Regions from separate parts of the Homo sapiens genome. Here region 1 is linked to region 2. A link is a loop called in an ENCODE intact Hi-C map of the cell type or tissue named here. Cell type or tissue: GM12878. All regions are shown on one strand. Links, peaks and the distances in the headings refer to the core of each region. The heading gives the core; the rest is flanking DNA. Region 1 overlaps GPM6B (glycoprotein M6B). Region 2 overlaps OFD1 (OFD1 centriole and centriolar satellite protein).

Region 1 (16,967 bases), core at 4,469-12,468, 55 kb after region 2:
TTGTTAGTCTCTTCCTTTGCCTTTTGTGGGAACTGGCTTTGGTTTTCCCAAAGGCTTTTAGCCTGGTAAAGTGGGACAGCAAGGAATCATGGAGATCAATGGAGAGTAGGGGAAGCCAGCTCTAAGTCCAGATGACACAGATTTTAAGAGCACAGCAATCTGGAGGCTACTCCAGACATTTGAGAAGTATTTAATATCTGCAATTTTGAGCTTTAGCAGCAATCAGTTTCCTTGACCATCTGGGCGACAGTGTCTCTACTTTCCTGGATTCCATTCCATTCAATGAGTGTCTGTCCAATACCTGCCATGTGCAAGCCACTGTGGTGGGGTCTGCAAGTGTGCCCTCCTGGCTTTGATCCTTGTGGGTGGGGTGAGGGGGGCGGTAAGACACACAGACACATAAGGTATCACTAAAGTAGAATAAAGAGAGTGCTGACACAGGGATATGGGGGAGTGAGGTAGGGACAGATCTCTTTGGTTGGTGTGGGTTGCTAAGGCAAAGGTTTATGGATGGCAGGAGGTGAAGAGGCCTTGAAGAACAGAAGGATTCCATGAAAAGCACAAAGGAAGGACAGCAGGACCCATGTGATGTGGGAGACGTGGGGAGCGTTCAGGGTGTAGCCGAGTTCATCAAGGACACCAGGGTAATGGTGGGGAGAAGTCAGGAAGGTAGGTCCCCCCATTGCCTGGTCCATGGAAGATGTCCAAGCCAGCCTCAAGCCTCTGTGCTTCACTTTGCAGCAAGGGGAAGAGAGGGAAGGTTTGTGAGCAGGCGAGGCGTGACTCAGGATGTGCTTTTAAGAGATGAATCTGGCACTGGTGTGTGGGCTGGACTGGAGTGGGTGCAAGCTCAACTCTTCAGTGGTAGGCGGTGGCAGAATGGGTCTTCTGAGGTTTATTCATGGGGGCAGGACATCTTCAGTAAAAGCAGGAAGGATAAAAATTGGACAAAGCTGTGGAGCTATTAAGCAATCAACATCATGCAACATTTTCTATTCGGGTGAGAAAGGGTGAGAGAATTTATGTGAACACATCTTCACAAGGGCCATTCTAGAAAATGCAAACTAATCCACAGAGAAGGAGAGCAGATCAGTGGTTGCTTGGGGAGAGTGGGAGCATAGGAAGGATGGAAAGAGTTGGGAGTGGCAGCCACATTGCCATGCTGCTCATGGTGCTGCTTTCATGAGCACACACGTATGTCAAGGCTTGTCAGACACTTTAAAGAGATGCACCATATGCATATCAATTACACCACAAGAAAGCGTTTTCAGAAGACCTGTTTGTGAAGTTCAATTTCTACAAGACACACTAGTAATTTAAAAAGGTTGTGAACCCCTTTGAGAAACTAAGGATTGGTGGTGAAAGCCAAGAGCCACATTAACCTGGGTGATGGGAACCCTCCAGGCAGCAAGGCACAGCAGAGGCATCCTCTGGACTGAGGGTAAGGACAGCAAGGGTCAGGGAGGCCTTAGGGCTTTTACTAGACAAGCAGAGGGCAGGAGGCTACAGTGAGGGGGAAGGAAAATAAAGGGCGCTGAGGAAGACATACCTGTTCCTCTAACCACAATAACACACTCATATGCCCTGCATACATCTCTGTATGCATAGGGTGTTTATAGCACGTGCTATATGCAAACACACGTGTATGGTATTATGTTGCATAAATAAATATATGTAGGTTTAAATGTATTGGTTTATGCACTGCGTGCCTTTTAAAAGAGTGAGTTTCTCTTCAGGAAACACCGATACATAGATTGTATATAATATTCCAGACTTATCAAGCTATCCATGCCTGCAATAAGCTTAACATCTGGGACAAAGCTACCCCATGGACTTCTACTGCTTCACTTAGAACCAATTTCCTGACTCAAAGCGTAGGACCTAGCCCAGGGGTTCTCAACTCTTGGTACTATTGGCATGGGCCATCCTTTGTTGGGGAGGGGCCGTCCTGTGCACTGTAGGATGTTTAGCAGCATCCCTGACCTCTACACCACTAGATGCCTAAAAGGCATCTCCTGAAAGGCAGAAACTCCCCCGGATTGGGAAACACTGGTCTACCACAGTGGTTCTCAACCTTGGCTGCACAGAGGATCACCTGGTGGGGGAGCTTTCAAGAACGCTGATGCCTGGGTCCCACCCTCAAGATTCTGAATGACTTGGTCTGGATGTGGCTTCGGAATTTTAAAAGACCTCCCCTTCCTTCCAGGGTTCTACTGTGAAGCTCAGGCTGAGAACTTCTTATTCAAGAAAATCATCCCACAAAGTTAACCCTATTTACATGCAGATGATTCTAGAAACCTCGATTAGCCAACCTAATTTTTTTTTTTTTTTTTTTTTTTTTTTTTTTTTTTTTTTTGACACAGAGCCTTGCTCTGTTGTCCAGGCTGGAGTGCAGTGGCACAATCTCTGCTCACTGCAACCTCTGCCTCCTGGGTTCAAGTGATTCTCCTGTCTCAGCCTCCCAAGTAGCTGGGACTACAGGCACCCACCAATACTCCCGGCTGATTTTTGTATTATTATTATTATTATTTTTTTTTTAGTAGAGATGGGGTTTCACCATGTTGGCCAGACTGGTCTCAAACTCCTGACAACGAGTAGCCAATCTGAACTTACTTAACAAACACCTGCTGAGCTCCTATGCAACTCTCAGAGTGCAAGGTCTTGACCAGCCTGGCCCAGGAAATGAGCCATGTACACAATGGACACTAAAATTAGACAATTTCATATAGAGTCACACATCATGAGTGCTAAAAATAAAGTGATCATCATTCAACACTATGAACGACTGCTTTCTTGGTCCTAGGTCCCGAGCCAGGCCAAAGCAGGGAGCAAGGCATGAAGACCTCTGCTCACAGAGAGCTTAGAGTCTAGTACCTCAGGAAGGCCGTCAAACACCTGCCAGGTACTCATTTAACCCAGTGATACATTCTCTGAGAGGTGAGGCTTTGAGAAAGTGAAGAGGTTATGATCATTAAGGAGATGGAGGATGCATTTGCACTGTGAAATGTTTATACAGACTGTGGCAGGCAGCTAAGACACCACCCCCAATGATCCCCACAAACCTACATTCATGGCCTTGTGTAATTCCTTCCCCTGAATGTGGGCTGGACCTAGTAGCTTACTTCTTAGGACTAGAATATGGCAAAAGTGATGAGATGTCACTTCCCTGATTAGGTTTCAAAAAATTGACTTCTGTCCTGTTAGCATTGTCTCTCTGGCTGGCACATTCTCTTACCTGCTCACTTGCTCTCTCTATCTGATGAAGTCATCTGCTATGCCATGAAGTAGCTATGGAGAGCCCACACATGGAAAAAAATCAAGGGAGGTTTTAGGCCAGCAGCTTGTGAGGAACTGAGGCCCTCAGTCCCAAAGTAACCAAGTCCTGCCAGTAGCCACATGAATGAGCTTGGAAGTGGATCCTTCCCCAGTTAGGCCTTCAGATGAGACTGAAATCTCATTAGAGTTTCTGAGACAGCTAAGCTGAGTCCAGACTCCTGACCTAAGGAAGCCGAGATAATATACATTTTTGTTTCTAGCCACTATGTTTTGGAGGAATTTGTTATGCAACAATTGATAACTAACACACAGCCTGAGCTCTGATGTTTGCCTACAGCTTTACAATCTAATGTTTTTGCATTGGCTCTTATACACAAAGATATAGTGGCAATAGCGAAACATTACTTCAAGAGGAATTTACTTCAAATTCAATAGTACTGTCTGCTAAGGATGTGGAGGTTTGACTTTGAGCATCTTAACTGTAAATACATATACAGGTTGAACATATACATACACAGGCTGAACTGAAACGATACTTTACCAAAGATGTTATAATGAGGGGTTATGGCCTTCTATGTATATAGCAGTGGTGGTCAAACTTTACTGTGCATTAGAATTGCCTGGGGGAGCTTCTTAAAATGGGCCAAATTTCTGGGACCCATCGCAGAGAGGGTAGGTGGGGACTGGGAATCTGATTTTTCTTTTTAAGAGATCGGGTCTTGCTATGTTGCCCAGGCTGAACTTGAACTTCTGGGCTCAAGTGATCCTCCTGCCTTAGCCTCCCAAGTAGCTGGGACTACAGATGTGTGCCACCATGCCCATATGAAATCTGAATTTTTAACCAGCATTCTTAGCGATTCCGATTCAGGGCATTGGAACCTCATACTTAAAAAAAAAAAAAAAGAAAGAAATGATCCCCAGCACTACATTTAGTAAACCACAAATATCTTTTCTATACACAGGAAATAAAACTTGCTAAAGTGCACTGAATAGAACACTAGATGAAAGTAGCTCACAGTATCCACTTAACGGGACTTGGTTTATTATGGGAAAACTCAGAGAAGGACCTGAAAGAGGCCAGAGGGGCTGAGCTTCTAGAAAGTACCAAGAAATTCTCTGAAGAAGGGCTGAGCCTTAGTTGACAGCCTGTGAGCAGGGAGTCCCTATTCCCCACAGAGAACAAGGATTCTGGGGCCTGGAGGGCAGAGGATGAGGGATGTTTGATGGAGAAGATTTTAGGAAACTGAGTGCCGAGCAAAGTTTTTAGGTGTTGCCTAACATCAGTAGATAGAGTATTGCATTTTGACACACTTTGCAAATTCTAATTCAAGGATTGGCAATTGTTTTCTGTAAAGGACCAGATGGCAAATATTTTTGGCTTTGCAGGGTGTATAGTTGCAGCTTCTCAACTCTGCTAGTGGAGTACGAAAGCAGCCACAGACAATCAAATGGGCCTGGCTGGTTCCGATAACATTTTCTTTACAAAAACAGTGGGTGGCATCACCAGCCTCGTCTGTCAAATCCTCACAGGAATCTCGATTTATTGCCACTGGGAAACAGCACATGAATATAAACAAGGTTTTCTCAAGACACAGGAAGTCTTGTTTCGATCCCATTACCTCTCCTACCAGCCTGACATTTCACCCCTAGAGCTGGTCCTTGGGGGTGAAAGCATTGTTCATGGAAGTCTCCAGAAAATACAAGCATGATGATCTTCAGAGGAAGATTTGTCCCACCTAAATGACTCTGACACCCAGAGCATTCCGTTTAGTACAAAAGCCAATTCATATAAGCTTTTCATAGACGTGGACGCACTCAGGGGGTGAGGGTATATGTGGCTTATTTGGGAGTGAACTTCGGCACCCAAAAGGACACAGCCTGAGGAGGTGGGAAGACCTAAGTGGCTGATTTCAGCTACTCCCCAGCTACTTCAGAGTAATTCCAGTTACCTCTAAGGGTGGCAAAAGATTTCAAAGCAAAATTAATTTTAATGGACTCTAGTTAGATTTATATGAAAACATATAACATAAGGGACATTTCAAAGGCAGCAAAGACCAGATGACACTACTTCTCAAAGACCGAGAAGTACTCAGTCTTGAATAATCCAAGTCAGTGTCCCTACAATCAGACATGTCTGACAGAAAGCCCGAGATCAACACTCAATACTCATCGATCTGCTTTTTATCTCTGCTTTCTCTGTCTGCCTACTCTAAGGTGAGAAGCAAAGGTAAGACCAAAAGACAAAGGGAGCTGATATGTCACACACACAGTAAGCCATTGTTACATAATTAGGTGCTAATCACAGACTAACAATATAGCGCATAAACAATGGAACGTTCAAAAACAATCAAGAAATTACTTATATCGATAAGTATTTGTTTACAGCTATATATAAATTATTTTATATATATATATATAAAGACTGCCATAGCAGTCAGTAAATAAACTATAAAATCGTTAACTGCTGTATATGGCACTTTTTTGGTGAAAACTGCAGGTGCTTTGAAAATGAAAGAATTGATACATTTCAGAAAACAAAAGGCAAAGTACTCTAAAAATCTCAGGGACTTTACGGCATGAGCCTGAGCTACAACGTGCTTCCACTGTGTTCACCATTTACCTCTATGTAATCAGAAATATCTTGAGTAACTGGAAGGCATCAGACAGACTGAGAGCATCCACTGGCTTAGGCTGGATAAGCTACAAAAGCTTCTGCAACCAGCCTCTGGGGACAGAATGATACCACCAGCAGAACCCACACGGCACGACCAGACTGTCAGTTATGGTCGACACCCAACTATGGCCAGAGGTGGAATGGTACACGCAGAAGGATTAAGGGTTTTTCTTCCCCCTTAAAATACATTTCAAGTGGTTTGGGAGAAGACCTCGAACTTAGTGGCCTTACAACCTTAGGTTAGGAAAGAGTGACACTAAAGAACAATGACAAAAATCCAGTAGCATTTCCCAGGACTTATAGCTACAGGTGTCCCTCTACAAAGCAGATCAGTGAGAGAGAAGTCCCAGGCTCAGCCTAGAAGGGGGCCAAGGGATAAAGTCTGCAGTTCCCAGGAGCCAGCCTGTGGTTACATCTGGGCAGACAAGGTGCAACATGAGTTAACAGCAGTGCTGGGCCCTCCGTCAGTCTGCTACCCGCCCCCACCCCACAACCCCGTGGCGACTCAGGAATCCATTCTCTGTGGTGCAAATCACAACACTTGGGCTTCTTGCTAAATACCAACACTCCAGAGGGCCCTCCTCTCCCGACATCCTCTGTGACAGTCCCTATGTAGAGGGTGTGCTCTTTGTCCCGACTTCTGGAATTATCTGTGGCCATTTTAACTGAAACATCAGAGCATTTTGGATTTGAGAGGCGGAAATTGGTGATATGTGAAGTGGGTGGTTATTCTACTCCTTCCTTGTGAGACTGAATTCTGAATTACAGATTTAACTGTATATAAAGAACCATTCTTAGTCCACTAAAAATGGCAGCCTATATTTAGTCACGGCATCTTGCATGTCATTGGATTATATTAAAGAGGGAGATGAGAGACATTTGAGAATTTCTCCCAAGCTTCCATCAACTACTTTCTCCTCTGGCCCTCACTTTGCCACAAAGAAACAAACCTTTCTCACCTTCACTGCCCCTTCCCCAAACCCCCTCATGAGACAAGCAGGTAAGAGAAGCAAGGTCACTGTTTTTCAAACCAGCCAGGACTCAACAGATTAATGACTGCCTTGGCATTGCTTAGACATGCCTCTTCCTAAATAGAAACGGAAAGAAGAAAGGATGAATACCTTGAGCAATTCTTTATCTTTTCCAAAGATAAAGATTTCTAGATCTCTTGAGGGTAAATTCACATAATCAATTCCTTCCTGTCTTCTCCCTTCTTGCTCTTGGACCTTGCTCTTAATTACTGCTTCTCAAGCTTTAATGTGCATAGGAACTACCTGGAAGTCTTATGAAAATGCAGATTCTGATTCAGTGGGGCTGGGTGGGACCTGGGACTCTGCATTTCTAACGAGCTCCTGGAGGTGTTGATTCTGCTGGTCCACAGCCCGCACTTGGAATAGAGAATCTAGATTGTCTTAGGCTATCCTCTGGAGCCTGTGTAACACAATCTACAACAGTCTGGAAGTGCTCCCTCCAATGTTAAGCACAATATGCCACTGACTGGAGACTTAGCATGAACTACTCCCTGCTTCATCGCTTGCCTGCATCTCAGACCACCACCTCAGGCCAGGCCCCTAGGGCAGCATCATGGACGGCGGGGGGGGCGGGGGGCGGGGGTAGCCCATGTGGTCATACATCATTTCATCTCCTGAAGGCAGAAAAGATGTGGACACTACATGTCCAACGCAGCTAAAAATTGAAAAGGAAAAAGAGATAAGGAAAGAATAACTATCTAACCCCTAAAGATGGAATTCTACTGGGAAGTAGTAGCAAGAAAAAGAAAACCATGAAAAGGACCCTGGAACCGCCATGACCTTTCCAATGGGGAATAAGGAAGTTCCTGGAGAAGGGCAGTCTCTGCTACAGTAACTGCATGAGTGGGAGAGGCATTTTCCTTTGGCAAAAATTTCCTGGTCAGCCTGTATCAAAACCTCTTTTTCCCCCATGGAAAAAGGCTGACAACTCTGCAAAAAAATTAATAAAAAAAAAAAGAAAAAAAAAAGAGCCATACAGAATTCCCTATTTTTTGCCTCATACCATCTGGTTGGGGTTGGAGATCTAAGTATAGAATGGCAACGGCATTGATTTAGGACCCAACAAAATCTGTAAGTGTCTGGAAAGGCGATGGCATGGCTAGAGTGGGTCCCTTCACTCTGTGGCCTGCGCTGTAGGCTTTACACTATCACACATAAGGTCTCTGCAGACAGCTCCAGACATTAACAGTCCCCGTGGAGGCATCTTTTTTCCAATTATTTCCATCAATGCACACAAAAAGTTAAAACTATGTGTAGGTGGAGATTGTTTCAGGATCTGGGAAGATAATTCTTTAAATCAAATTCAGTGATTTTGTTTCTCCCCCTCAGGCAAGAACCTGTTAGTTCATGGAATTCTCGCTTGCAGTAGTATCACCAGCAACCTGATACTATTAGACTTCCACAATCTTTCATCATATCATTATGGAATTCCAAAAAACTTGAAAAGTAATTTTTTTTTCTCCCCTAACTCATCTGGCAGCAAAACCTGTTCTGATCTCCTCTTCCTTGGTGCCAAAATCTCACCTGAATGGACAAGGAGTTGTTTATAGTCTTGGGCTCTCCAGAAAGATTAATGAGTTAGATCTGCAGAGACACTCAGTGGTGGTATCATGCAGTACATGATGTATGCACTATGTTATCTTTTGGAAACCCAAATTCTTTGGAATTCTGAAAGAAATCAGTTTCAGAAAAACAGAAAATGGAGCCTCGTATTTTTCTTCTCAGCTGCCACTGCTGCTATGAATGCCCAGATTCTGGTGTTTCACCGTAGGATCAAAAGCACACAAATATTATTGCAATGCTTTTACAGGGAACTGCTCAACAAGTGGAGAAAACTCTTCAAGAGCAATTGATAGAGGTTTCTTTTATTCCCCCCCAATAAGATATTGTGTTTATTCTTTACCAGTTTAGTGAACTAAAATACAGAAAAGAATAAGTATTTTTCTGGGTTTCCAGCTGGCCTGATGTCATTCAACACTCTTAAAATGAAGACTCTTAAAGACTCTTAAGATGAAGAGGGACTCCTCCCTCAAGCAGTTGTTTCTGATAACTTGGGGGCTTCTTGTTATGTTAAAAAATACCCCTTTCCCCGCTCCCCACCCTTGAATTATGCACATCTCATGGTTTTTTTTGCTGCTTTTTTTTTCAAAAGCAGCTTTACTGAGATATAATTTATATTCTATAAAATTCACCTGTTTCAAGTATACAATTCAATGACTTTGAGTAAATGTACAGCGTTGTGTGACCATCGCCACAATCTAATTTTAGAACATTTTCATCACAGCAAAAATGATCCCTTGTACCCATCTGTAGTTGCTCCCCAATCCTCCCTTCTCTCAGCCTCTGGCAACCATTAACCTACTTCTTATCTCACCAATTCTGTAAATTTAACATAAACAGAGTGGTAGAACATTTGGTCTCTTGTGTCTGGCTTCTTTCACTTAGCATGATGTTTTTGAGGTTCATCCATGTTGTAGCATGCACAAATATTTCATTCCTTTTTATTGCTGAATAGTAGCTATTGTATGGATATATCACGTCTAATGACTTTTTTTAAATCAAGATTCCAGAACCCTCCATATTCTTTATAGGATCCATGAGAATGGATGGCTGATGTCACCTCATGCTCACCCTATTTAGCCAGCGCTGCACAGGCACACACAGAACCAACACCTGATAGCCATAGGACAGATGAAGGAATGCATAACCCAAGACAGAACTAAATCCAACGTCAGATTTCATTTTAATTAACCTGACAACACAATTTAGATTTTAAAGGAAAAGGTTTTATTAATCATGGATTTTATGACTTTGTAATTCAATGGGTAACTTACATTGTACCTTGGGATTGCCCTTTCTGGAGCTGTACCATGCTACATTTACTCCTGAAAAAGTTAGCAAGCATTTGGGAGAAATGTTATGGATTGATGCAAAATCACAGAAATACTTTAAGCCTCTTACTGTGTTTATCCGACCTACCACCAGCCCTTTATGTCTGCATTTTATGTAGTTTGAACTATGGTTGTACACTGGCAAAATCACTGAGTTTTAGCTAACTGAGCTGGGCATTACAACTTGTGTTGGTTTTGGGAACGTGGGAGGTTGGATGTTCATACTGCTTCACCTTTTGCCCCTTCTAGGTCCCCAAATCAGCTGTCGCACACCTCACCCAGATCCAGCACCTAGCGGTTCTGAATGGCCAATGTTCCTCACGAGCAAGGAAAATGGAAACCGGACCCACTGAACCTACCTGATGGGAATCGGGTACATGGTTATCCAATCCTACTTTCACAGCTTTGATTTCTCTTTCTCAAAGGCAATGACTGAGGTGAGAGGGTGGTGCAGAGCAGCAGGGCTGGGAAGACATTTGGGGACACTCACAGTACTCTCAGGGCCAAGGCTCCTTGAAGGCCCTGGCCCAGTTCTTGGCCACATGGGGGATGTGGGTGGCCCCCCTCCCCCATTATTGGTTCAGGCATTGGAAATTTCATGGTTAACCAAAGGCATATCTCACTGTACATTGTTCCCTTTGAGAAGACGAAGTGATTGAAGGTGAAAGAGGGAAGAGGGAAGAAGGAGAAGAAAGTGGAGAAAGATGGGGTGGAATGGAGAGGGAGAGAGAAAAAGAAAGATGATTAAAAAATGTTTATAGGGCGAATTCCACCCATGCCCGTGTGAACAAATTAATGCACCAAGCAAAACATAAAATATCACCAAGCTGCAAGAGCCATTACAAATAATATTAAAGATAACAGTTGACTTGCTATTAGAATTCACCCCAAGGCTGTATTTACCTGGACTGCTCAAGGGGCTAGCCCTGTCCCCCAGGGTTGGCACGGGATGGTACTGGTGGTTCTTTGAGCCTGGGTACATCCAGTGGTACCTGCCAATTTCCATTTCAGCTCTGCTGTTCACTGCCAATTTCAGGTGGCAAAGAGTCAGTGTCTCTATCTCCAGCAAAGATTCTATATCAGCATTTTTATTTATTCTTTACCATAGAAAGGAAATGGGGAGTTTAAAAAATATGCTATTGAAATGCAACCCTTCAGTACCAGCATGATCCATTGAGAATGTCCTCCGTTTCTAAATTGAAGTTTATGTAAATCACCAAAATGATCTTTATTTTCTACATCTTTCCCCCAACACACACCATATCCTGCTTCTTAAAATGCTCATTTGGGGAAGATACTATTTATAGTGAAAATTTGGCTCCTCACAATAATATTTTTCTTTCTGTTTCCTTTTCAGACCAACAGAGCACTAACAGAGCACTATAATTATTGCCAGCTGCACTAGCAAAGGTGAACGCAGGCTCCCTCTCTGTAAGGGTACCCAGCTCTAGTCCAGAAAACCTGGCAAACAACCTAATGGTCTGCTGTTTCTTGGATGAAATGCTTGTCCTCCCATTGACGTCTGCAGTATTGTCTGTCACCTTATCTTAAACTCAGAACGTCAGAGTCTAGAATGTTCTGGATTAAATCCTGTTCCAATTTTCTCCCATGTGCTATACAGAAAGGGCTACTGGTCTTGGGCTCGAACCACTGCTTAATTACACACATGGTGACAGCTGGCACTCCCTGAGGACTCAGGTCTCTATCTGGTAATATGATACAATATTTCCCACTTCTTAGGGGATTGCAAAGAAAAATACCTACCAATTTGCCTGGCACAGAGTAGGCTTCTCATAAAAGTTAGTTGAATTACAATCTTGAAATCTCAAAGAGATCATAAGGTCGCTATGGCCAGTTTATCTCCGAGAATCCCATAAAACCTAATAAGGGGTTATATCCTCTGGGGCACCACAAATATTTAAGGATTAAAAAAAAATTGTGCCATTGATGTGGGTAATGATTCCATCAGAAGATCAGGTCATAATGCACCATCTGGCAGCTCAGGTCTCTGAGGAGAAGAACCTACTAAAGCCACAGTGTGAGGCAAGTAAAACCTCACAAAGCCTTTATAAAATCCCAACTCCACTCTCCACAATCTCTGAAAACTTGTAAGGTATTTCAAGTTTGGAAGCAGAAACCTGCTTTTCTAGAATGTTTTAGAAAAAATCTTTTTGACTTCAAGGTAAGGTATACATAACTCATTTAAAACCAGGGTAGGGAGGTACAGAAAAGATGCTGGGATAAGATCAGAACTGCACAATGAAACTATTTTTGTGGTCAATGATGATGACAGCAAAAATTTATGGAGTGCTTATGATGTACTATGCACTGCACTCAGCATGTGGTACTTATTACATTTGTCACAACCACCCTCTGAAATAGGTACTATTATTATTCCATTTTTACAAGGGAACAACCCAAGGGCAAGGAGAAGGTAATGATCACTTGCCCAAGATCTTTCAGCCAGGAGGTAGAGAAGCCTGAATGTGAACCTTAGCAATTTCACTCAAGAGGGCACACTTTGGAAACCACCATACATCCTACTGTGACCTCTGCATGTATTGCAATTTTCTACTCTTCTGCTGAGGCAACAGTTAACCCAATGAGAGTTTTTCTGAGGTGCATTTGCAGTTGAGTTGTGCTTCTGTGTCTCCTAAAGAAACGGTCCAGGTCCTAAGCTACTGATGTTATCTCAGGCTTCTTAAAATTTCTTAACTTTCAGTCTTCCTTAGATTGAGATTTTTGTGGGCTGGGTGCGGTGGCTCACACCTGTAATCCCAGCACTTTGGGAGGCCAAGGCGGGCGGATCACTTGAGGTCAGGAGTTCAAAACCAGCCTGGCCAACATGGTGAAACTCTGTCTGTACTAAAAATAAAAAAAATATATAAAAAATAAAAATTAAAAAATTGGCCAGGTGTGGTGGCTCATGCCTGTAATTCCAACACTCTGGGAGGCCGAGGCAGCCAGATCACCTGAGGTGAGGAGTTTGATACCAGCCTGGCCAACATGGTGAAACCCTGTCTCTACTAAAAATACAAAAATTAGCTGGGCATAGTGGCGCACACTTGTAGTCCCAGCTACCCAGGAGGCTGAGGCAGAAGAATTGCTTGAACCCAGGAGATGGAGGTTGCAGTGAGTTGAGATCGCGCCACTGCATTCCAGCCTGGGCAAAAAAAAAAAAAAAAAGAGTAAAACTCCATCTCAGGAAAAAAAAAAAAAAAATTAGCCGGGCATGGTGGCATACGCCTATAGTCCCAGCTACTCTGGAGGCTGAGGCAGGAGAATCACTTTAACCTGGGAGGTGGAGGTTGCAGTGAGCTGAGATCATGCCACTGCACTCCAGCCTGGGTGACAGGGTGAGACTCTGTCTCAAAAAAAGAAAGAAAAAAAACCCCCAAAAAACAGATTTAGATTTTTGCTTTACTGTTCAGGAGATTCTCTCTCAGAAATAGATGTTGCTACATTCTCCAAAGGCAAGAAAACCCAGTGGGGCTGACAGAAAAAAAACAGAAGGTCAAGGCACTTCATGGTATGATCTGATTTCCTCTTGGTAAAGGGGGCTATGAGCCCTCCACATAGACCCCTAAGCAAGAGGATTCTAAGTAGTTCTATCACTTTTGATCTGGAAATTTTTATCCTTTTAAAAAATTTGTCTCTACATACTCAGCACACAGGTGCCCAATAAACGCTGGCTGAATAAATATTTGGTTGAAAGGAAGGGAGCACCCTGGGACCCTGTGGACCAGAAATGGACCTCTAGATCCCCCACCATGCTGACTTTTACCCAAGCCAGGCCATGCAATTCAGGGTATCTCTGCAGAAGATTCATCCATGCTCTGTGCTCATCTCCTCATATGGATGGGGTAAGTCTCCAGATGTTCAGGCAAGCAAGCATAGGCTGCTAGGCAATGACAATGAAAAACCATGGACTGCTCAATGTTAACGTGTTTTCTGAGAAAAACATGGCAGCCATGCCTAAGACCCTTAATTCAGGATTTAAAAAAAAAAAAAAAAAAAAAGAATAGATCCAGAAGACACACCGATGGGATCGGCAACTGGATGGATGTGTTCCAAATCCCCTGGACTTACACTTCTGGAGGGGCCTTTTTACAACAGTAAATCTTTAGATATGAAAGAAAAGAAAAATCACTTCTATTTTATATTTTTGAGCCAAATTTAAATAAAGGCATTAAATATAAAGTTATTTATAAAATTTCAAAAAACACAGTATACATTTTAATCCCAAGGACAGGATCCCAACACCTAAAAGGCAGTCACAGGATTCCAAGAGGATGCCTTGGCTCAAAAGGTCTTTTAAAATGTCTTGATTCTGGGCACCTGGCAAGAAATGGGAAAATGGTTTATGCCCTGCAGAGGGAAAACTGCAAAATGTTCCCCCTAAGAGAGTGAAGATAGAGATGAGGTGACCAGTGGTGGCTTATGAAGACAGACACAGCTGTGAGTGGTCATTGCCAAAGGTGGGCATGAAACAAGGGGAAATTGCAAAAAGGAAAGCAAAACAATGCCTTGTTTATTTTTCCCCATTTACTTATTTAATGTAATTTAGCGAGAAGGCTGAACAAATGAACTTCAGACTGTCATGCTTCTTAGCACCTAGGAAATTATCACCGGAAGCAACTAAGTGACAAACACTGAGCTTCCAAGAAAGACCATATTCACTGAGCAAGGTCTTTCAAAGCTATATTTGTTATCTTTCATTTTTAGCTATTATTTAAAATATTAAGGAATGCCATAACAATGCTATAAATATAGTAAAGGTTGGTAAATTATAGCCATCTGTTTTTATTTATAAGGTTTTATTGGAACACAGTTGCACCCATTTGTTTACATACTATCTAGGGCTGCTTTCATGCTATAGTGGCAGATTTGAATAGTTACAACAGACACTGAGTGGTCTGCAGCACCTAAAATACTTACTATCTGACCTTTACGGAAAAAGTGTGTTGACCCTTGATTTTAAATACAGCATAATAAGGCTTGGCTACATAAAGCAGTTAATGCAATTGATAAAATCAGCTTATCAAATAGGAAATTATTACATTTTCTCTTATACACTCTTTGACGAGAAATATCACTCAGCTGGCTAAGGATCAAAATTCTCGTCTATGGCATTTTGTCTGCTATTTAATCTGCCACCAATCAGCAAAATTATTATTAAAACCAAGATTATACTACCCCTAATGGTCCCTACGATGACTTAGCACCCCTGTACTCCTGTAACGTGAGCTGAAGGGACAGAGGAAGAATGACATTTCAAAGGAGAACACTTTTCTTTTCTTTCTTTTTTTTTTTTTTTTTTTGAGACAGAGTCTCGCTCTGTCACCCAGGCTGGAGTGCAGCGGCACTATCTCGGCTCACTGCAACCTCCGCCTCTCGGGTTCACGCCATTCTCCTGCCTCAGCCTCCTGAGTAGCTGGGATTACAGGCACACACCACCACGCCCGGCTAATTTTGTTTTTGTATTTTTAGTAGAGACTGGGTTTCACCATGTTAGCCAGGATGGTCTCGATCTCTTGACCTCTTGATCCGCCCGCCTCGGCCTCCCAAAGTGGTGGGATTACAGGCGTGAGCCACCACACCCGGCAGAGAACACCATTAAACGAATAAATGAATGAACAACAAAGCACATTTGTGAAACTGGGATTGTAACCTTCCTCTCTTAAAAACAGTCGGTGTGGTCACTTTCTTCCTCCGTTCCATGGCCATCCCTACTCCTGGCCAACTATCTCCCATGTATGTACATTTGGTCCAAAGGAGAAAAAAGCGAGAGTGTCTTTGTAACAATCCAATCCAATCCATCACAGTCACAGAGAGGGGAAGTTTAAGTCATGGGGACACTGGTTATTTTGCATGTTCTCAGATACATCAAGACAAAGTCACTTTATTAAGATCATTTAGTCTAAATTGACCCTGTACTTCCAAATAACAGAGAAATGTGATCTTGAAAATCATAATAATCTTAATTCAGGGTTTACACTCAATTTCAGGGAAGGCAAATCTAAATTTCCAGAAATGGCCCAGAATTCTTTTTCTAACGAAATAGCAAGGCCAAGTCTTTAAAAAAATCCTAATGGAATTAATAATGTAAAAGTAGAAGATGTACCAAATGGCTCGTTGAGATCTTTTCCACATTTAAATGTTCTAAAAAAAAAAAAAAAAAATCAAAGGAAGCTGTATCATACCTACCACATATGTTCCGCACCATCTGGCCAGCCACTTTTCTCTACAGCCTATTCCCCAGACACCAACTCTTCAGATGTCCACCTTGGCAAATTCTTACAGATAATAACTGCATCTAAAACTTCCTCTGTACCATATTTATATAGCCAAGTTAGAAAATGTCAACACAAATTTCAAAATGCAATAATTCGCAGATCATCAGGAATAGTGTGACGTGTGTTATGTGTCCCTTTGGGTTTTTAATCACACAAGTCGTATATTCTAGAGGAGTGCTTTTCTTCCTAAACGAAAAATGAGAGCCAAAAGTGCATACATTTTGCTAAATTAAAAAAAAAAATAAGAAATTATATCTATTTGATCAAAAAGATTAAAATAGATGTATTAATTTTTTAAGGAAGTCAATAATTTAAATTCATTTCTTACTTTGACTATATCCTGTAATTTATTTTAAATTACACATTGTTTCCCATTCACTATATTTTTCTTCCTGTGTGGTTAGGAATTTAATTTGATGCCTGTAATTTATTTCAGCAACGATTCATAGGAAGTTAACTAACCTGACTATAATTGTTTCAGTAGAATTCAATTACCTACATATAATGAAAATAATTTTCATAACAGATAGATTTTTCCCCCATAATAGAGCATACAAAGTTGTTATGATTCAATTGTTTTTCTACTCAGTGATTATCCACTCTCAGCAATTTCAGATGCATTTATTTTCACAAATGAAATGACAACAAGTAATACTCCACTGAAATCAATGGAAACCGACTCTCCATCTTTTTATTATTGGGTTCCATGATCTATTTCTTTTGATTCTGTCTTATTCATTTCCTCTGCTTATTCCATGTCAGTGAATCTGCTTACTCAATCTTCACACTTTAATGCTTT
Region 2 (8,000 bases), core at 1-8,000:
AAGATACCGAGATAGCAAAAATTAAAATGGAAGCAAAAAAAAAGTATGAAAAGGAGTTAACCATGTTCCAGAATGATTTTGAAAAAGCTTGTCAAGCAAAATCTGAAGCTCTCGTTCTTCGGGAAAAGAGTACCCTTGAAAGAATTCACAAGCACCAAGAGGTGGTATTTACAAATATTTTATGGGTGGCTATTTCCTGCAGCTATTAGTAGGTTGGCTCGAGATCCAGCAACAGGATGGTACAGTTGATGGAACAAGGCCCCAGAAGAGCAATAGGGACTGGGGCCAAGAGTGCAAATAGAAGGATGGTCCTTGAAAAGGATACACAAATTTGCTTCCTCTGAGACTGATGGAAAGGCGAGAACTGTGGAGGTGAACAATCAAGTTGGGATTATGAGAAACACACCCTAAATAAGCTCCATCTCCTCAGGCAGATTAGAGGGTTAGATCTTGGGTTTTAGGAGCAGATTGGAGGTGCAGAGTAGTTCCTGTGGGTAAGGGAAGAACAGCCCTTTAAAGCAGAGAGGACTGATCACCTGTATTGAGGGCTCAGCTGTGGTTGGGGGAGCCTGGAATTGAGAGAGGTCAAACCAGGTGCTTGTAAGTGAGTTTTCTGTTCTAGTTCTGGGGAGGATTTGTAAGTATCTCTCTGTCCCTTTCAGTGAGGGTGGAAAGATGGAGATGCTTGGGAAGTAGAGCTTTTCAGAGCCTTATTTGACTAGAGAAAGGCAGCCTACTTAATCGAAGATTCTGGGGCTCTCTTGGGTAGTGAAGGGAAGCAGAGGAGAGGGCAGGTGGCTGCTAACCTAGGGGGAAAGGAAGGGTTGAGTGGCAGTCTCAGTGATCAAGGACTCGATCTGGATAGACTGGTAGGTGGAAGAATGAGGATGGTCCAAGATTACAGAATTGCAGGATGAGGTTTCAGGTGGAGACTAGAAACCAAATGCAGTATGCTGCCATTGGAGAGAGCCATGGAAATGAGCAAGGGTGAAGGTCCCTGGGGTAAAGGAGTCACCACAAGGGTCATCCATGTGACCATTTGATCTTGTCACCCCAGAAAGTAACTGGACAGGAGACAGAGAGGGTGAGGAGTGAGAGGGAGTCCATGTTGGCAAGCAGGATTGGATCTACTCCTTTAAATCATATTCCTTTCCCAAGGGCGTGTCTTAGACCAAACTAGATTTACAGCACTATTTCCAACATACATCCAGAACTACTGCTGTCAGATGTTGAAAGTAGGAATGCTTCCCCCTAGTGTCCACTCTCGCCTGGGGCTTCTCAATAAGACCTAGTTGTTTAATGCTAAGGGCACCCCCTCTAAAATTTTGTATAGCATTTCTGGGAATTGGGTTTGCTTCAGCTATAAAAATGAATGTCAGAAGCACATATCTTTGAGATGATTGGATTGTGTTTAGACTAATAACTTCAACCTTCAAGATAGGTGACTGACTAGATCCCTGTTTATTTATCTGATCATCTGAAGGCTTTGAAGAAGATTGTCATCCTCATAAGAAGCACCATGTCTTTATTCCCTCACCTGGACTGTCCATCCCCTTCTCTCCCTGATAAAAACCATAGTGTCTTTCAAGACCCAGCTTGGATGTCACCTGGGTGATGCCGTCCCTGACTCCCACTGAGCGACCCATTTAGGCCTCATTCCTGCATCAGTCTTTATGTACTTCAGTTACAAAATCATCACATCTTAGTGTGATTGTTTCTCACTCCCTGACTAAATTGTGAGGTCTTTAGAGATGAGGACTATATCTGTCTACCTTTTTATATCCAGTTCCCAGTATGCTGCTTGACATGTCATAGGTAGTTAGTAAATTCTTTCTCTGTGAACACACAAATGGAAGGATGGCCCATTCTTTTAGGAGTTCATATGAGCTTGCTAACTCTGAGTCAGAATGACCCGTGAACTGAAACATTCAGACGACACCACCACTAAAAACCATGGGGATTCAATTCTTTTGGAGTTTTACTGCTGAATGTACATTTTGCTTAATTTTTCTTTCTGGGGAACTTGCCAAAATTTAGGTAAGGGCGCCAGGTGTGGTGGCTCATGCTTGTAGTCCCAGCACCTTGGGAAGCCAAGGCAGGCATATCGCTTGAGTCCAGAAGTTCGACACCAGCCTGGGCAGCATGGCAAAACCCCATCTCTACAAAAATACAAAAAATCAGCCGGACTTGGTGGCGTGTGCCTGTAGTGCCTGCAGCTACTCGGTAGGCTGGGGTGGGAGGACCCCTTGAGCTTGGGAGGTGGAGGTTGCAGTGAGCCAAGATCACCCCACTGCACTCCAGCCTGTGTGACAGAGTGAGACCCTGTCTCAAAAAAAAAAAAAAAAAAATTTTTTTAGATAAGGGACTGAGAGATGTTAAAGAACTAAATAGCATAAATTTCACATGGCATGTTAGGACTGTAGGGTAATGGTAGTTTAACAGTCATTGGGGGAGTAAATTTTTATGCAACTAGAATACGCAAAAAGTATACCTTGAGTCGGAATCTCTTGAAGGTGAAATTGTTATCCTAAATGTCTGTACTTTGCTTTTTGGAATGTAGGAAGCAGTATATTCATTCAAATCTGTTTTGCTTTCATTAGCTTGCTTGCTAAAAATTAATGCTTTTCTATACAGATTGAAACAAAAGAAATTTATGCTCAAAGGCAACTTTTACTAAAAGATATGGATTTGCTAAGAGGAAGAGAAGCAGAGCTGAAGCAAAGAGTTGAAGCTTTTGAATTGTAAGTAATGCATGTTCATTTTGGATATTCAGAATGATGAGATTAAAAAGAATTACTAAATATATATCTAAATATTCTAATGTTCATTGCCAAGTAGAGTTCTTATTTGTAAAGGGGATATCACCTAGAAGGTACAAATTAAGAGGAACAAACACTAGGGTTTTGTTTTTGAAATATTAAACATTAAGATGAAAAGACGAATGAGATGCTATCATCAGGCTACAGTAAGACCAGACAGATTATTTGGAGAAGCTGTTAATACTGGAACAGATCGTATGTTTTGCAGTTACATTCAGTCCCTCAGATCTGATAGTTCCGTGTGTGTATGTATAGTAACTGAATTCCATATATCCAGGCCTGCAGCTTTTACCAGCTGTGTGCTCAGAAAAGGAAGTATGGTGGTCCAACTTGACTTGTACTTGGTGAAACCATTTCTTTGTTACTCACTGTTTCTAAGTGCTCACAAATGTTTCATCCTTGAGATCTTACCTGGGATTGATGGCAAGTTCACCTGTCTATAGTTTGTGCAATAAGCCTTCTCTTCCTTTGGGAATCTGCTATTGACACCCATAGATACTCCAGGAATCTTAGTTCATTAAAGAATTTGGCTCCATTAATGTTTTTTTCTCACTTCTATAGGCTTGATTTGTTTGATTTCAACTCTCTGTCTACCTTACTCTCTTTTTGGCAATAATGAAAAGGTAAATTGATCAAGAGAGAGGAAATAGGCACAAAATTGGGGCAGAGAGAGTTCATCATTCCTTTACCTCCATTTTCTCTACTCTTGTTCCCTCCTTCTCAGCATATAAACTAAATAAATGTAGTTTACCTCTCCATGGCTTTCCAGATTACCAGCAGAGGGAGCTAATACCTAGAGCCTTTACCTGTTCTTAGACTAGTCAGCATTTTGTAGCACTTCTCAGGATGGCTGGATCTCACCACCCATGAACCTACCTCCCTGGCTAAGGAGTTGGTGCTATGGTTGATTTAAAGTCTCACTATGAAGACCATTCTATTCTTCAGTATTTGGAAGCCCTGATTGATCCATCTATCTTTTGCCCTCTCTTTTGGTACTTTTTTCAATATTCAATCAATAGGGTTTTTTGTTTGTTTTGTTTTGTTTTTAAGACACAGTGTCTCTCTGTATTGCCCAGGCTGGTCTCAAACACTTGGGCTCAAGCAATCCTCCTGCCTCAGCCTTCTGAAAAGCTGGGATTATAGGTGCGGGCCACCACACTTGGCTAAAGCTGATTGGTTATTAAATGACAAAAACACATATTGTACCTTGAATATGTATGGACTAATTAATTAAATCCCACAGTTAGAAACAGCATTATAGAAGATTTAAGCACATAAGTACACTTATTTGTTACTTTGTAACTAATAATATCATTATTTCATCCCAGGATTGATTTTGGCTATTTATCACCTATAACCATTGTTTGAGTGTTTATTTTCAGTGAGAAACCACTTCCCTCTTGAGACTCTCCCACTCCCCTCAGCCCAAAGCACAGTCAATTCTGCTAGTTTCAATATGCTGTAACTAGGTCAGTTCATAAAATACACTGAGGACTTCTGGCTCTTTCCTTCTACTTCCCAGTAGTGATATCATGTAGCAGTTTTAGTCTGTGGAACTAGACACATGTGATTTTTTCCTAAATTTGTTAGCTCAGCTATGGTAGTTTATTTACTTTTTATATTTTTGTTAATTTCAGGAACCAGAAGCTCCAGGAAGAAAAACATAAAAGCATAACTGAGGCACTTAGGAGACAGGAGCAGAATATAAAGAGTTTTGAGGAGACCTATGACCGAAAGCTCAAGAATGAACTTCTAAAGTAATTGTTTAGCATTTTTAAATAACTAATATGTTTAAATTAAATTGGTAGAAACATAACAAAAACTGACAAAGTAGTCTGTAACTTAGGCAAACTTTAGTGTTTGAAAAAAAAAAAACATAGTTTTATCGATACAGTCAATCCTTTCCTGCATTTGAGTTAGGATAGTTTTTAAAAGATAAGGGCCGGGTGTGGTGGCTCATGCCTATAATCCCAGCACTCTGGGAGGCTGAGGTGGGCGGATCACCTGAGGTCAGGAGTGCAAGACCAGCCTAGCCAACATGGTGAAACCCCATCTCTACTAAAAATACAAAAATTAGCTGGGTGTGGTGGTGGGCACTTGTAATCCCAGCTACTGGGGAGGCTGAGGCAGGAGAATCACTTGAACCCGGGAGGCAGACGTTGCAGTGAACTGAAGTTGTGCTACTGCACTCTACTAGCCTGCGTGACAGTGACAATCCATCTCAAAAATTAACAACAATAAAAAAATACAGAGAAGCACATCCTCTGCGCTTCTTATGGCTTCTCTAACGTTTATTGTGGGCTGTGATTTGCTTTAATTTTCAGGACACCTTGTGACTTGCTTAGCTTGCATAGTTGATAAGCTGTAAAATTGGAATTATAACCACTTTTAGTTATCTTTTCCTCTACCTCACTCATACAGTCAGAAGGATGGGGTTATCTGACAATATATAAATTATACTAGTGGTCATAGTATTTGTCAGTGAACATGTGCCTTGTATTCCTTCAAGATTCAGCAAAGCCAGAATCAAAAGAGCTAAAATTAACTATGTGAGGCAAAAAGTGATATAGGGAAAGGAAAATATGGACAACTATGGTAACTTTGGCTTTTCTGTAGTCTGAGTTTTGTGTATCAGTGAATAATATCTCAGTGCTACGACATTATGCCCATGTGGTAACATTTCTCTTCAGTGTGTGGGAAAGCATCTGGCACATAAAAAGTGCTCAGTTAATATTTGTTGTAAATGTGTCACGAGGAAATGATTCAACTCAGGTGCTCTGGGCATTTCTTATTTGGCCTCTTTTATTGCCTTTCTCATAATTTGTCATCGATATTCCATTACATAATATTGCAAAGGTTTCTTGAGGTAATCCTTTAAACAAATCCTATTTTTAAAAAATATGGCAGCTTTTTTATCTATTGATTTTGAAATGATGTATTTTACCCACATCTTCTATGTCAGTTTCTATACTAAAATAGCTAAAATGGAAGTGTCTGTAGTTGCTGAATTTTTAGGAATAAATGAATTAAAGTATGTGTGTTAATTTTACATAGTTATGGAGCTAGTGAACTATTTGGTGTCATTGTGACAGCTTCCACAGGCTGCATGGTGTCTGCCTGGCTTTGGGAATCCTCATATGACTTTGGCAGGTGTTGGAGTTTGGAGGCTCTTCGCCACAGGAGTGCTTCTATTTCCTTTTGGAACCAAAAGGGCAGCTGGTAACAGCTGGGAAAGGGAAGTGAAACTGTGAAAATGTGCCTTTTGGTATTGCTAATCCGGATATAATGCTCTTGGCAGTTGGCTCTCAGGACTGTGCTTAGTCCCTGAGCACAAAAGTTCTTACCTTGGTTGGGGGTGGGCAGATGGTACAGGTGGATTGGAAGTGACCGTCTGATTATCATTTGGGATTGAGTCTGTTGTGTGCTGTGTAAATTTAATTTACCCCTTTGCTCTTTGTGTCAGTTGAGACCAACTGAAAAGTGATTGCTTTCAGTAAGTAACCTTATGATAACACGACGCTTCATTTTGTGTGATTGAGTTTTGGGACCCAGTTTATAGGATCAAGGAAGGGTTTTACTGGGCATTTTATGTTCAGGGGTTATATCCCTGGCTTTAGTATTGAGGACTTTGAAGTTTACAAGTTGTCATGTTTAGCACCCTCAGGTGCTCCTGTGCCATAGATAAGCTCCTGCACTGATAACAGTCTTTCCAGAAAAATGCCTGAGGAGCTCATATTTAGTCATTCTGATTCTCAGGTATCAACTTGAACTGAAGGATGACTACATCATTAGAACTAATCGACTGATTGAAGATGAAAGGAAGAATAAAGGTGATGTTTGGGGGGAAAATAAGCTGTATTTTTCAGTTCTGCTGTAGGTTATTAGCTTCCCAAGTTGGGTCTTTTCTATATTCTAAAAAATACAGCTTACACTTCATTGTTCATACAAAATTACACATTTTTTGTAATTTTAATTTTATAAATTAAAAATCATGGTCTTCACTGCCTTTTGAGGAACCTTCATGTTTAATAGTTTGTATATTCACAAAGGCCAGTGATTTATCATGGATATTTTATCCAACTTTATTTCATATATTTTGATAAATCTGCAATTGTCAGGAACGTAGCAGCAACTTATTGCTGTCAAGTACGTATTACTCCTAACCATGAGAGACTTTATTTTTCACTTACGGAAAACTTTTAACTTCTCTGTCCTCTGTGACCTAGTTTCTTATTTCTTTTGCTTCTAATATATTTTTATGCTTTATAATATTTTTACTTGATGTATAACCTTCTGAACTCTTGTGTACATTGGCCTGAGACTATGGAAGTTGAATAATTTTTCAATCTTCAGATGTTTTACATTTCAGTGTATTTTTTTTTTTTTTTGAGACGGAGTCTCGCTCTGTCACCTAGGCTGGAGTGCAGTGGTGCGATCTCGGCTCACTACAAGCTCCACCTCCCAGGTTCACGCCATTCTTCCACCTCAGCCTCCCCAGTAGCTGGGACTACAGGCACCCACCAACACGCCCGGCTAATTTTTTGTATTTTTAGTAGAGGCGGGGTCTCAGCGTGTTAGCCAGGATGATCTCGATCTCCTGACCTCGTGATCCGCCCGCCTCGGCCTCCCAAAGTGCTGGGATTACAGGCGTGAGCCACCACGCCCGACCCATTTCAATGTATTTCTAGGAAATTGCTGTAACAAGAAGTTGAAGTTTTGGTGGAAATTTCAAGTAGATTCCTGGGAGGAAACCAGGGTTAGATAGTTGATGTTGACCAGATACCCAATGTGTGGCTACTGTCTTTTTTTTTTTTTTTTTTTAAGAGACGGAGTCTTGCTCTGTTGCCCAGGCTGGAGTACAGTGGCACAATCTCAGCTCACTGCAACCTCTGCCTCCTGGGTTCAAGTGATTCTTGTGCCTCAGCCTCCCAAGTAGCTGGGACTACAGGTGTGCGCCACCATGCCTGGCTAATTTTTGTAGAGAGAGAGTTTCACCATGTTGGCCAGGCTGGTCTCGAACTCGTGACCTCAGGTGGTCCGCCTGACTTGGCCTCCCAAAGTGCTGGGATTACAGGCGTGAGCCACTGTGCCCAGCCCCTTTTACTATCTTGTGGAGACTAATACTTCTTTTATGCATTAATACCATTACGTATGTAACAAATTATGGTTTGATGATATATC

Evidence for each region. Hi-C counts contacts between places; a loop is a spot of excess contacts. Peaks named below come from ENCODE experiments on the same cell type or tissue, not always from the same donor. Only the 100,000 strongest peaks of a DNase experiment are listed, where the experiment ranks them.
Region 1: a loop joins it to region 2, with 4 times the contacts of the local background. A loop is called at or near these places in 3 of 110 quality-filtered maps.

The regions. Positions count from the first base shown.
Region 1 is chrX:13,796,875-13,813,841 of GRCh38, forward strand. It overlaps GPM6B (glycoprotein M6B), which reads right to left. Exons shown (of 8, transcript NM_001001995.3): 2 at 10,776-10,895. Among named protein-coding and RNA genes, the nearest start is that of GPM6B, 12 kb to the right of the region's middle. RefSeq lists an enhancer at 5,212-5,745. In GM12878, for the core only: a CTCF peak has its summit at 8,587; no DNase peak of the experiment used is centred there.
Region 2 is chrX:13,746,793-13,754,792 of GRCh38, forward strand. OFD1 (OFD1 centriole and centriolar satellite protein) reads left to right here. Exons shown (of 23, transcript NM_003611.3): 8 at 1-161; 9 at 2,635-2,741; 10 at 4,457-4,576; 11 at 6,576-6,649. Among named protein-coding and RNA genes, the nearest start is that of OFD1, 16 kb to the left of the region's middle. In GM12878, for the core only: CTCF peaks have their summits at 1,250 (motif pointing left) and 3,599 (motif pointing right); a DNase peak (open chromatin) is centred at 6,066; H3K27ac peaks cover 3,329 bases.